Regions from separate parts of the Mus musculus genome. Here region 1 is linked to region 2. The links are chromatin contacts, found by Hi-C or POLR2A ChIA-PET in ENCODE. All regions are on one chromosome and are shown on one strand. The core of a region is the stretch at or near the end of the contact, and the rest is flanking DNA. Distances in the headings are between cores, read along the strand shown. Region 1 holds the start of Tia1 (cytotoxic granule-associated RNA binding protein 1). Region 2 holds the start of C87436 (expressed sequence C87436).

What was found. A loop is a pair of places that touch in the nucleus more often than their neighbours do. ChIA-PET counts read pairs that join two places held with the same protein, here RNA polymerase II (POLR2A).
Region 1: a map of heart shows a loop between it and region 2 (8-fold over the local background). The contact joins the promoter of Tia1 here to the promoter of C87436 in region 2. A Hi-C loop is called at or near these places in 4 of 37 maps with a recorded cell type or tissue (T-helper 17 cell and heart). POLR2A ChIA-PET finds 5 or more read pairs at or near these places in 3 of 5 experiments (Patski and embryonic stem cell).

Annotation. Positions count from the first base shown.
Region 1 is chr6:86,401,647-86,407,442 of GRCm38, forward strand. It overlaps Tia1 (cytotoxic granule-associated RNA binding protein 1), which reads left to right and starts at 2,573. Exons shown (of 13, transcript NM_011585.4): 1 at 2,573-2,876. The coding sequence starts at 2,851. n-TGccc4 (a tRNA gene) reads left to right here and starts at 2,247; the gene lies at 2,247-2,317.
Region 2 is chr6:86,436,329-86,442,393 of GRCm38, forward strand. C87436 (expressed sequence C87436) reads left to right here and starts at 2,346. Exons shown (of 10, transcript NM_001364557.1): 1 at 2,346-2,519.

The DNA.
Region 1 (5,796 bases), core at 1,323-3,822, 34 kb before region 2:
CATGCCCCAGGCTAGCCAAGCTACATGTGAGCCCCTGTTTCAAAAGGGGGGAGGGAAGGAGAGTGAGGAAGACAGAGAGAGAGAGAGAGAGAGAGAGAGAGAGAGAGACCACTTTTCATCTCTTATATTAGCAAAAGCAAAATAAAATTAATAATACCTCAATATAAGACAAAATGGAGGGAGCAGAGCAGAGGAGGGCAGCTTAGGATCTGACTTTGAACCACTCTTAGGGGATGTGAATGATGGCCACATTTTCACCTTTGTTGCTTTGTGTTTTCTATAATTTATTTATGTGCGTCTTTATTTTTGAGGTAAGATCTTACACTATAGCCCAGGCTGGCTATGAATTCAAAATAATCCTCTCACCTCAGTCCAGGGATGCTGGAATTATATGTGTGAGTCCCCACAAAGGACAAGATTTTTGCCTACTATGACTTTATACAAAAATATAATTCAATAATTCTATGTTTAGGAATCTATCCTACAGAAAAAAAAATTAAAGAAAAGAGAAGGAAATAAAGAAAGAAAGAAAAAAAAGGAACTCGCTTTGGCCTGGTGTGATGGTGGATCATACATGCAATCCCAACATTTAGGAGGCTAAGTCAGGAAGATTGGACTCTTGAGGAAAGCCTCATCTACACATCAAGGTGTCTCAAATATATACCAACGTATAAGAATATCTGCACTGAAAATTTCACCCTAGAAGTAGGTGTTTGTTTGTTTGTTTGTTTTAAGTTGCCAAACAGTGGTATATACCTTTAATCCCAGCACTTTGGAAACAGAGGCAGGCAGATCTCTGTGAGTTCAAGGACAGCCTGGTCTATAAAGTGAGTTCCAGGACAGCCAGAACTACTTTTTGGAAACCCTGTCACCAAAAAGAGAAGAGGTATGTTTCAAGAAGACACACAGTGTATGATTCTGTTTGTATGAAATACTCAGAAAGCAAAACCATAGAGTCAGAACGATCACTGGGCTGGAAATGGGTAAAGCTTGTTATTGTTGAACACCTATGCTGATAAACTAAAAGCCATTTTAAATAGATTTCCACCCACCCCCAGAGTGTTCAAAATACTTTAAACACTTAAATATTTGCCATACTCTTCTTTAAAATTATTGTTTGTTTCTTTGTTTGTTTGTTTGAAGAGAGGCGCTTGCTTCTAAATAGCATTGGTTGGCTTTGAACTCCTGAACTTCCTACCTACTTCTGCGTTCTGAAGTGTGGACAATATTTGTTTTCTGTCTATAATATAGACTCTATATAATCTGAAAATATGACGTACTCTAGAGATAATTATAGAAGTAGAACTCCCAAATGTGGGGTGGTGGTGGCTCATGCTTTTAATCCCAGCATTAGGGAGGCAGAGGCAAGAGGATCTTTTGAGTTTGAAGCTAGTTTAGTCTACAGAGCTAATTCCAGGACAGCCAGTTCTGCACAGAGACCCCCTGTCTTGAAAAACAGAAAAGTTGAAAGAAAAGAAGGAAGGAAAGGAGGGAGGAAGAAGGAAAGAGAGAGGGAATCCCAAATATGGCAGAGTACGCAATTGGTTCTCAACCTGTGGGTCGCGACCCCTTTACCACCCCTCTATCGCTGAAAGTATTTACATTACAATTCATATCAGTAACAAAATTACAGTTATGAAGTAGCAACAAAAGTACTGTTATGGTTGGGGTCACTACAATGCCAGGAACTGTATTAAAAGGTCGCAACATTAGGAATCTTGAGGACCACTGATGTAAAAGAACGACATTGGATACAAAAACTTTCACGTCTTTAATAAATGCTTTACATAATATGTATAGTGTAATAAGAAAGGATAAAAAAAAGTACCGGAACCACATTCCAGAGCCATAACTCTGAACCCTAAGCAAGGGCTGACTGTTGAGATTCTTCTCACCAATTTGCAACAGTAACTCTGTTATTACCAGCTTTTCGATTACATTGGGTATACAAAAGAAATCCAGACATAAATATGATTCCTGCTCGCAAAGTATTGCTTATTGTCAAGTAGACCTTATTTTCTTACCACAACTCTTACTTCTAAATAATAAGCAAAAATGAAAGTCGAGATTTTTCTCAAACAGCCACTCAACAGCATTGGTATGAGAAAGAATGAATCGTTTCATAAAGCAACGGAAAAAGTGCAAGTATCAATTCGTTCTAATTTTCATTTACATAAATCAAGAATCCAATAGGCAGAGATACTAACGTATCTCCTATGAGTTTTCGGACGCCCAAATCCTCAACAGCGCCGCTGGTGTAGTGGTATCATGCAAGATTCCCATTCTTGCGACCCGGGTTCGATTCCCGGGCGGCGCATGTCTTTTCTCTCTTTAAATAGTGTGCAAAAAGAAAATTTTCCTGCTAGAAAAACACCTGCTATTTTATTTCTTTAACCTCCCCAAGGATTTTTAATTTCACTATATAATTCACAAATGAAACACTCCGCTCTGAAACTACAGAAATCCTAAACTACTGGCATTGCGTCTGCGCACTCTGAGCCATCCCTTGCCTGGTGGCAGCGCGGCTGCGCACCAAGTGAACCCCGTCCTTGAAGCCTAAACCCGGCTGCCAGGAGGGTGAGCATGCTAGCTGGCTGTGCGCATGCGCGGCACGGGTCACTCGGCTGCCGGCTCCTAGGCGTCCGGCTCGCCGCCATCTTGGATCGGGGTTTCATTGTTCGCGGTAGGCCGGGCCTTTTTTTGTGTAATCGCTGCCAAAGAAGAAAGCGAAGTAGCCTCCGGTCAAGCGAGGAGGCCGGCTCTTCCGCAGCCATAGCCCGCCTCAAGGATTTGGGAGGTAGCGAAGGGCAGGGAGCTGGACCCTGAGGTGCCGCCGCGACCGCAGCAGCCATGGAGGACGAGATGCCCAAGACTCTGTGAGTCTGGAGCAGCGTTGAGGGAGGCGGGATGGTGGTCGCCCCGTAGGGAGGCCGCGGCCCTGCGCCTCTCTGCAGCCTATTGTTCTCCGTGGACGCCGCGCTGTGGTGGTTCCTCCCTCCCGTGCGCACGCCAGGATGCTTAGAGCCGAGCCGGGCCGAGAGGACGATGGCGGGAGAGGGGCTCGGCCCCTGTCACCCCTCGGCTGGCTGCACCCGCGGCCCCCAGACCTGGAGGAAGGACTTTTCATTCAAAGCTCTCCTCAGGACTCGGCACGTCCTCCTGGAGTCCCATGCTTGCGTCCTTTTTTTCCCCGCCCCCTCTTTTCGATGAATCTTTTCCAGATTTCCATCTGGAACGTCCTTTCTCTTTTCTTTTGGTAGGATTTTTTTCATTTTTAATTCTTGAAGGCTGAGGTTAAAAACTTTATACTTGCAGTTGAGAACTGGAAAGAAAAAAAAAAAAAAAGCCAGACATCTTTCTCGAAGGTCTTCGGCTTTCCCTCTGTAGTACTCCCCTGACCCTCGACCAAAAAACCTAACTGGACACCCAAGGATGTTGAAACCGTTCTTAAAAAATGGAAATCTCACTCGGAGGGATGCATCTACCGAGGGAAAGTGGGTTTCATTAAAACATATTTACCACCATTTGCGACTAGTGGTTGACATTTTTATTAATGGAGTAACTGTGGTCAGTCAGGTGTAAGCATCTTTAGTGAATATTTTGTAACTCGAGTCTAGGATATTGTCTTTGTCATGTAACTTCCCCTTGCATTCTTTGTTTTTCAACGCACGGGTTGAGGCGGTTGTGCCTTTGTTGGGTTTCACAGGGCAAAAAAGAAAAGCTCAAGAAATTGTGGGTTTTGGTTGTTGTTTTTTTCTCCCGGTATATTTGAAGATTGCAACTTGATGTATCGTGCATATAGTTCATATAAATGAAGTAGGATGAACATGTATCATGTTACGGGCCTTAACTCTGCACCTAGTTCCTGCCATAGCTTTTTATTTCTAGAATCCTGGTACTTTTAGAGCTATGTACATTTAGGGTTCTTTTTGACATTTTCTAGTTATTAAAATTGTTCTGAAGTACAGATACGTTATTCTTTTTCCCCTCGCCCATTTTCAATTTCTTTTTTCTTTTGTTTGTTTTGTTTTATTGAGACAGGGTGTATCTCTGGCTGTCCCAGACTCACTATTACAGACCAGGTTGGCCTAAAATTCAGAGATTTGTCTGCCTCTGCCTTCTGAACACTGTGATTAAAGTCTGTGCCATACACTTTGCCCCAATTTAAATTTCAAGTTGCTATTTTTAATGTATTATGTGAAATATACTTACTTTTTTTTTTTTTTTTTTTTTGGAAACAGGGTCTTTTATATAACCCAGGTTATCCTTGAACTATACCTATACTGGCTCAGAACTGTTAGTTCTGTCTGAGTCCCAGGTGCTAGGATTCAGATATTGCCTACCCAGTTTGCATTTTTGTTTCTTCTCCCTCCCTCCCCATCCTGGCTGGCCTGGATCTTCCTTTGTATAGTAGGCAGGCTTGCAAACTTGTGAAGGTTCTCTTTCCTCTGTTTCCCAAGTGCTGGGATTACAGACTTGTCCCACCAAACCACATTTACACTCTTCTTGATATATTAAATATCTTGTTAGTTTATGGGACCTGGAAGTAGCTTTTTAGTAAGGATGCAATACTTAGGGCATGGCCATTTTTTTTTTTTTTTGGAAAGATTATATCTATAGGTAAATACTCCCTAAAACCTATTAAATACATATTTATTGGAAATTTTCCCTTTTTCATCTTAGCATTTTAGAATTCATGCTGCTATGCTTTTTGGTGTCTTTATAAGATACTTGAACACTTTTTAAAGCTTCATTCCTGTTGTAAGGGTATTTTGCCTGCATGTGTATATCTGCCTTCAGAAGTCAGAAGACATTGGATCTCCTGGAACTGGAGTCAGGTGTTTGTGAGCCATGTGGGTGCTGGGCACCAAACCAAGGCCCTCTTCAAGAACAGGTGCTATTAACTGCTGAGCCATCTCCAACCACACTATGAAAATCTTATATTTTTTTTATTTTAAAAATTTGCAGAAATATATGGATGATAACATTACCATTTTAGTATGTACATGGAAATATGCAGTAAGGACATGTTATCATTTCCAAAGCAGGCATTTAAATAGCACTATATTGAGACCAGGAAAGTATTGATTGGAGTAGATTCATCCCTGGGAAGTTGGATAAATCCTTAGTGTGTGTCAGATGCTTACCATGCTCGCTTCGTCTTTATTATCACTAAGGGGAAAGGCATTTTATAACCAAAGGAAAGCTAAGCTTAATGTCCCAACAACTGGCTCAAAAGCATATACTTTAATTAAAAAAATTCTTGTCTCACTCGTCTTTCATTTCAGCAACTTGTAAGGCAGAGGCAGACGGATTTCTGAGTTAGAGGCCAGTTTCTGGTACAGAGTGAATTCCAGGACAGCCATGGAAAAAGAGAAAGAGACCCAAAACAACCCTGCAATTTTGTTACCTGTTACAGCAGTGCCTACTTTTTCTTGATGTCCTTCAGTAAAGCAGCCTATTGAAGAGTTTCCTTCTGAAAGTGTCCGTGATTTAAAGTTCCCCATTATCCCTTCCCTGGTGCTCCACCCCTTCTGTCAAAACCTCCATCCTTCCACTCAGCCAGTACTGATTAAATCTTGGTAGGTACTAACTCTAAAAATGTTCCCAATAGTGTTTTTAAGTTTTAAGTGCTCACATTAGTGATCCTGGAAGCCAGGGTTTTCTGATTTAATGTGTATTCTTAGCCACAGTCTAGTCCATGGGAAGTAATCACACTTGTTTTAAAAATCCGGTACAGTTGAAGAAGTCAAGCTGTTCCTTTGGGAGTAGCCTGGTTACCTCACCTGTGTTCCT
Region 2 (6,065 bases), core at 1,096-3,595:
GTGTGTCTGGATGCGTGGGACTGACACCACACTGCTCTCTGGTCTTGCAGCCCTCACATAAGGTTTGGGCTATATTTACCTTTTTCAAATGGCACATAGGAGATCACTGAAACTACAGCAAGCCTTACAGTGTCTGTCAAGTCATAGTTTAGGTTTATCCTAGAATCCCATCTCCATTCTTCTGCAAACCCTTCAGTGCCACACTGACTTGTTTCTAAATGAACAATTATTAGGGTGGAGACAGATCAAAGGTTGATATTGGGGCTGGAGTGGTAGCTCAGCTGTTAAAGAACTTGCTTCCAAGCACCCAAGTGGTAGCTCACAACCATCTGTAATTCCAGTTCCAGAGGATCAGATGTACTCTCTGTCCTCCACCAGCACCAGGTATGTACATGCAGGCATAATACCTATATGCAGTTTTGAAAATTGTTCAATTTTTAAGGGAAATGACAAAAGATTAAACTAATACAGGTTGGAACAAAGTAAACACTGGCTACTACTAGTAGGTTGACAGGAGTCAAAGAAGTCCAGTGTGCAGAAAGCAACTACTATGTGTAGTCAGAGCAGGGAGAGAAGGAAAAAGGGTAAGGAAAACAAACTTGAAATCACAGCTGAACTCCTGATCCTTAGAAGGAGCCAGGTCCTAGAGGAACAGGAATATGCAGGCCTGTGAGGAAACACTTGAGGAGGAGGTCCACTAACTAGCGGGCAGCTGGCGTTGCCTGATACCACTGGGACATACAATGCAATGAATGGCTTAACTTAATATCCTGTTTTTTGTTGTTGTTGTTTTTTGTTTTTATTCGAGACAGGGTTTCTCTGTATAGTCCTGGCTGTCCTGGAACTCACTTTGTAGACCAGGCTGGCCTTGAACTCAGAAATCCGCCTGCCTCTGCCTCCCAAGTGCTGTGATTAAAGGCGTGTGCCACCACGGCCCGGCTTTTTGTTTTGTTTTGTTTGTTTTTATCTGCTTTTTTTGTTTTGTTTTGTTTTTTGTTTTTTTTTAAATGTCAGTTGAAAATTGCAGCCTGGGAGAGCTTGGTGTGAGGACACCCAAGTTGGCTGGTTCTGAAGACAGGGAGGTGAGGATCACAAGGTCTTTCATGAACCACTGCACACTTAATGAGAAAGGAGAGAAACAGCATCCAGAAAGATGTTGTCTGCATGTCTCTCTATTGGAGGGCTTGACATTGAACTATAGAACAAAGGAGAAACACTTCCCAATGCCAGGCAAAGAAATGAGGGTTGATGCTCTCTGGTCACCACTTGAGGCAGTTGCTAGGAACTAACTAGCCATGTGATCCAGGTATAAATATGAATGCTTTTGAACTTAACAGCAAATAAAAATTGTGGCGAGAGGAAACATCTCTTTTTTTAGTTCCTTCAGTTTCTGAAACAATATTAGAAAAATCTGATCCCAGAAAAGGGCCACTGTAACGGAGAAAAGTAAAATTTGGCTAGAGCAAAGCAATTGTGCCTACAGCGCACCACCAGTAGGTGTCCAAGCTATGGGAACACACCGGCCTCACCTAAGGCACCATAGCTTTCCGAGTGTTTCTGAAGTGCGGTGGTGGCACATGTCTTTAATCCCAACACATTGGAGGGAAGAGGCCCGCGGATCTATGTTCGAGACCAGCCTGATCTACAGAAAGAGTTCCAGGAAACACAATATTGGTGCCGGGGATTTACGATTCTGAAGAACAAATATACATAAAGTCTATTTCGGCTCTTTCCAAGGGGGGAGTCGTTCAATAATGTGTAAGAGCGAAGCGAGAGAAAACCATACAAGCTCAGGCGAGCTCTGCTTCCGATTCCAGTAAAACTGTTTTCAGCACAGAATTGTTCAGGTTCGATGTACTAGGGACCACCGGGAAGCCCTTGCTGGTGTGTTCTGTACGTTTAGGTAAAGCCACAAAGTGTCAGCACCCTGAGCCTTCTCTGTAGTTTTCCAAAAGAGAGCACTCCCCTGAAATACTACAAATCCCATGGTGCCACTTCAGCGGAGGTGAGCGGGCCCTTGGCGCACGTGGGCTGATCTGACCAATAACGACCGTCGTTACAAGCAAACAGTTTGGACGTGTTTGTAAAAGTCCGTTTGTAAAAGGAGAAGAGACGCGGCGAGGGTCGTCACCAACGAGATTCCTAGAGTTGCGAGGCAGGTAAGGGGGCAAAGTGGGAGAGGCCAAGCACCGGCGGAGCACGGCTTAGGGTGGGAACAGAGGCGGAAAAAGTGTTCGGGGAACTGCGTGTCGGACTGCTGACATTTTTGCTGGGCCCTCAGTTTGACGCCGCCGGAAGTGGGCGTTTTGCGCAGGATGCCGGGAAGCGGGTCGCATGGGAAGTGCGTTTTCCAGCCGGCCGTTCCCGGAAGCTGAGCTTAGGCGCGCTCCCCTAAACAACACCGAGGAATTGTGGCCCGGACTCTGTTATTTGACAGTGACCGGGCTGATTCTACAATCAGTAAAGGTCTGCGAGCTGTGACGTCTCGATCCAACCAGACAGTTTTATTCCTAAAATGGGTAAATAGCGCCTCCACAGGATCCCTTGTGTGAATGCATGCACTCGAATACTTCTTTCTTACTTGGGGCGGTGTTCACGTGCCCAAAACAGCGTCCCCACACCGACCAGCTCAGCGGCCGCATGGGACAGGGGGCAGCCTACCGCGCCTCGGGTTCCCTCAGCCAGCGCCAGGCGCTGCTCACCCTCTTGCTGAGAAGAGACAATCATCGGGAGACCCTTCAGGTTTCCAGCGGAGCTCCTTCACAAGTCGCGTTCCTTGTGTATCCTTTTTTAAGACAGAGTCTGCAAGCCGGGCGTGGTGGCGCAGCCTGTCATCCCAGCACTCGGGAGGCGAAGGCAAGAAGATCTCAAATTCCAGGACAGCTAGGCTACATAACAGACCTTGTCTCAAAAAGAAAAGAACAAACTGGGTATGGTGACGAGCTCCTTTAATACCAGAACTCTACAGGCAGAGACTGGCGAGTCTCTGAGTTCGAGGCTTCCCCGGTCCATCCCAGGACAGCCAGAGCGATACAAAGAAATCCTGCCCCCTACCTCCCGCCCCACCACACCCCAAAAAAGGAAAATAAGAAAAAAACTCTGTAATAATTCGTAGTGATACATGTTTTCAAATTCGAATAGTAAAAAAAATGAGATTAAACCTCCATTTCTCGGGTCTCAAATTACTGCTGAGGAAATAGACAACTATGCTGTGTCCTTAAAGTCTTTTCTAAAAAAAGATTTTTGTGTATGCATGTGTGTATATCCAGTGTGTCAAAGGAGTTGGACTTCCCAGAATTAAGAGTTTTAGGCAGATGAGCCCTGATGTTACTGCTTGGAACCAAACTTGGGCCCTCTAAAAGAGCAATACACACTTTTAACCACTAGCCATCTCTGCAGCCCCATTTTCCCCTTTCCTTTCCTTTCAAAACCAAGCATAGCATACACAAAGCACTAAGCTTTGTTACTGGTATACAGATCTCAACTGTTTTTAATGGCTTTACAGTCGCATCTTACTCAGCACACTGTACTTAGTTCTTTAATGGAAGTCCTTTTCCTATTCTGCAGGTACAAAATCTCATAGAGGGATATCTGTGATTTGGATGCCAGCCTGGTCCACATATTGAGTACAGCCAGGTGTACATAGTAAGACCCTATCTTCAAAAAAGAGGTGGGAGCTGGAAAGACCACCCAGTAGTTAAGAATACATACTGCTCTTGCAGAGGATCTGAGTTGAGTCCCCGGCACCCATGTCTAGTAGCTCACAAGCACCTGTAACTACAGTTCCAGACATATGCAGTGCAGCCTGTTGGCTATGGCTGCCTGTACTCATATGCACATAGCCTGACACAGGAAATAGGTTTCAGCCCCTTTGGAAACAGTTTTTCAGGTTCCGAAAATGTTAAGTGTACAAAGGAAATAGCTATGTTTACTATGATATTTACATTTATTGAAATATATGGCTCAACACTGTGGTCCATACATGTAGCCCTATCACTTAGGAGGCTGAGATAAAAGGATTATCTAGAGTTTAAGGCCCGCCTCAGGTACATAATAAGTTTCAGGTCACAGAGTAAAACCTTATCTTAAGAATAAATAAAAGAAATAGTAGCCGAGCGTGGTGGCGCACGCCTTTGATCCCAGCACTCGGGAAGCAGAGGCAGATGGATTTCTGAGTTCAAGGCCAGCCTGATCTACAAAGTGAGTTCCAGGACAGCCAGGACTATACAGAGAAACCCTGTCTCGAAAAACCAAAAAGAGAGAGAGAGAGAGAGAAGGAAAGAAAGAGTACATGGGTCTCAGTATATATATGGGGGGGGGGGTGGTCTTACTGGGGATCAAGTCAGGGGTCTTCTCCAGACTGAGCCAGTGTTAGAACTCGGCTGTACTGCCTTCAACCCTGTGCAAGTTTATGGGAAGACATTTTTCTATACAAATACTTGTCCCAGTGATCTGAGCTCTGTGTATTGTAGCCAGAAACTTGGGACTAAACTAATATTCTGTGGCTGATAAGTGGACAAACAAGACATGACTTACCTATACATTGAAATACTGAATTTAAAAAAAAAAAAAAAAAGACTTTACAGGGATTAGAGAAGTGGCCCAACAGTTAAAAGTGCTTGCTTCTCTTCAGAGTTCCGTTCCCAGCACTCTGGGATGTCATTATCAGGCAGCTTTTCAACTGCCTGTGACTCCAGCTTTGAAGGATCTTACACCCTCTCTGGCCTCCACAGGCATTTGCATTCACGTGTGCATATACAGGCAGATACACAACTAAAAATAAATCTTAGGAAACATTTTAAGGAACTGGGTGTAGAGGCTTTTATCTTTAATAATTAAGCTAATCCCAGCACTCAGGAGGCATCTCTTTAGATGCCAGTCTAATCTACATAGGCCAGTCTGGTCTACATAGTGAATTTCAGGCCAGTCAGGATTCCTTGGTGAGACTTTGTTCCAGAAACAAAACCAAAATACTATGTGTTTTATTTATAAGCTAGTACAAATATTCATGTATATGTGTATTTGGAAATTTGTTTCTCCGTTGTGTATTATACATTCTAACTTACATCTAAATATTTTTTCAAGAATTACAAGCAAATTGCCTTTTCCACCACTTAGTGAAAAAGCATTAAGAGGCAGAGAAGATGGTTCTTAAGTAAAGTTCCAGCCTTACAAGCACGAGGGCCTAAGTTCTGATCCTCAGAAGCCATATACACAGCCAGGCACAGAGACGAACCCTGTAATCCAAGCGCTTAAGGGGCCCTAGGCTTTGCTTTCCAACCACTCAAGACAAATCAGTGAAAGACCCTGTCTCAAAAACTGAGGTGGAAAGCAAGAAAGATAGCTCAGTGTAAAGAGCATTTTGTTCTCGAGGAGGACCAGGGTACATTTCCCAGGACCCACACAGTGACTCACAACCATCTGGAACTTCACAGGCACTACACATAGGTATAGCGCGCACACGCGCGCACACACACACACACACACACACACACACGCGTGCAAGCAAAGCATTCATATACATAAACCTTAAAAAAGTGAAGCAGTTGTGGTGGCACAGGTCTTTAATCCCAGCGCTCAGGAAACAAAGACAGGCAAATCTGGGAGCTGTTCCAGGACAGCCAGACAAACAGAGCTACAAAGACCCTGTTTCCAAAAAAAGAAAGAAAACATATGAAGCAATTGAGGACACCCACTGTCAGCTTCTGGACTCCTTACTTGGGACTGCACACACACATTTACATATAACACAGAAGTATTGAGTCAAGTGTAGGGGGTGGAGAGATGGCTCAGCAGTTAAGAACACTGATTGCTCTTCCAGAGGTCCTGAGTTCAATTCTTAGTGACCACATGGTGGCTCACAACCATCTAAAATAGGATCTGATGCCTTCTTGTGTGTCTGAAGAGAGCTACAGTGTTCTCATAAAAATTAAATATTTTAATTTTTTTTTTTTTTTGGTTTGGTTTTTTCGAGACAGGGTTTCTCTGTATAGCCCTGGCTGTCCTGAAACTCACTTTGTAGACCAGGCTGGCCTCGAACTCAGAAATCCGCCTGCCTCTGCCTC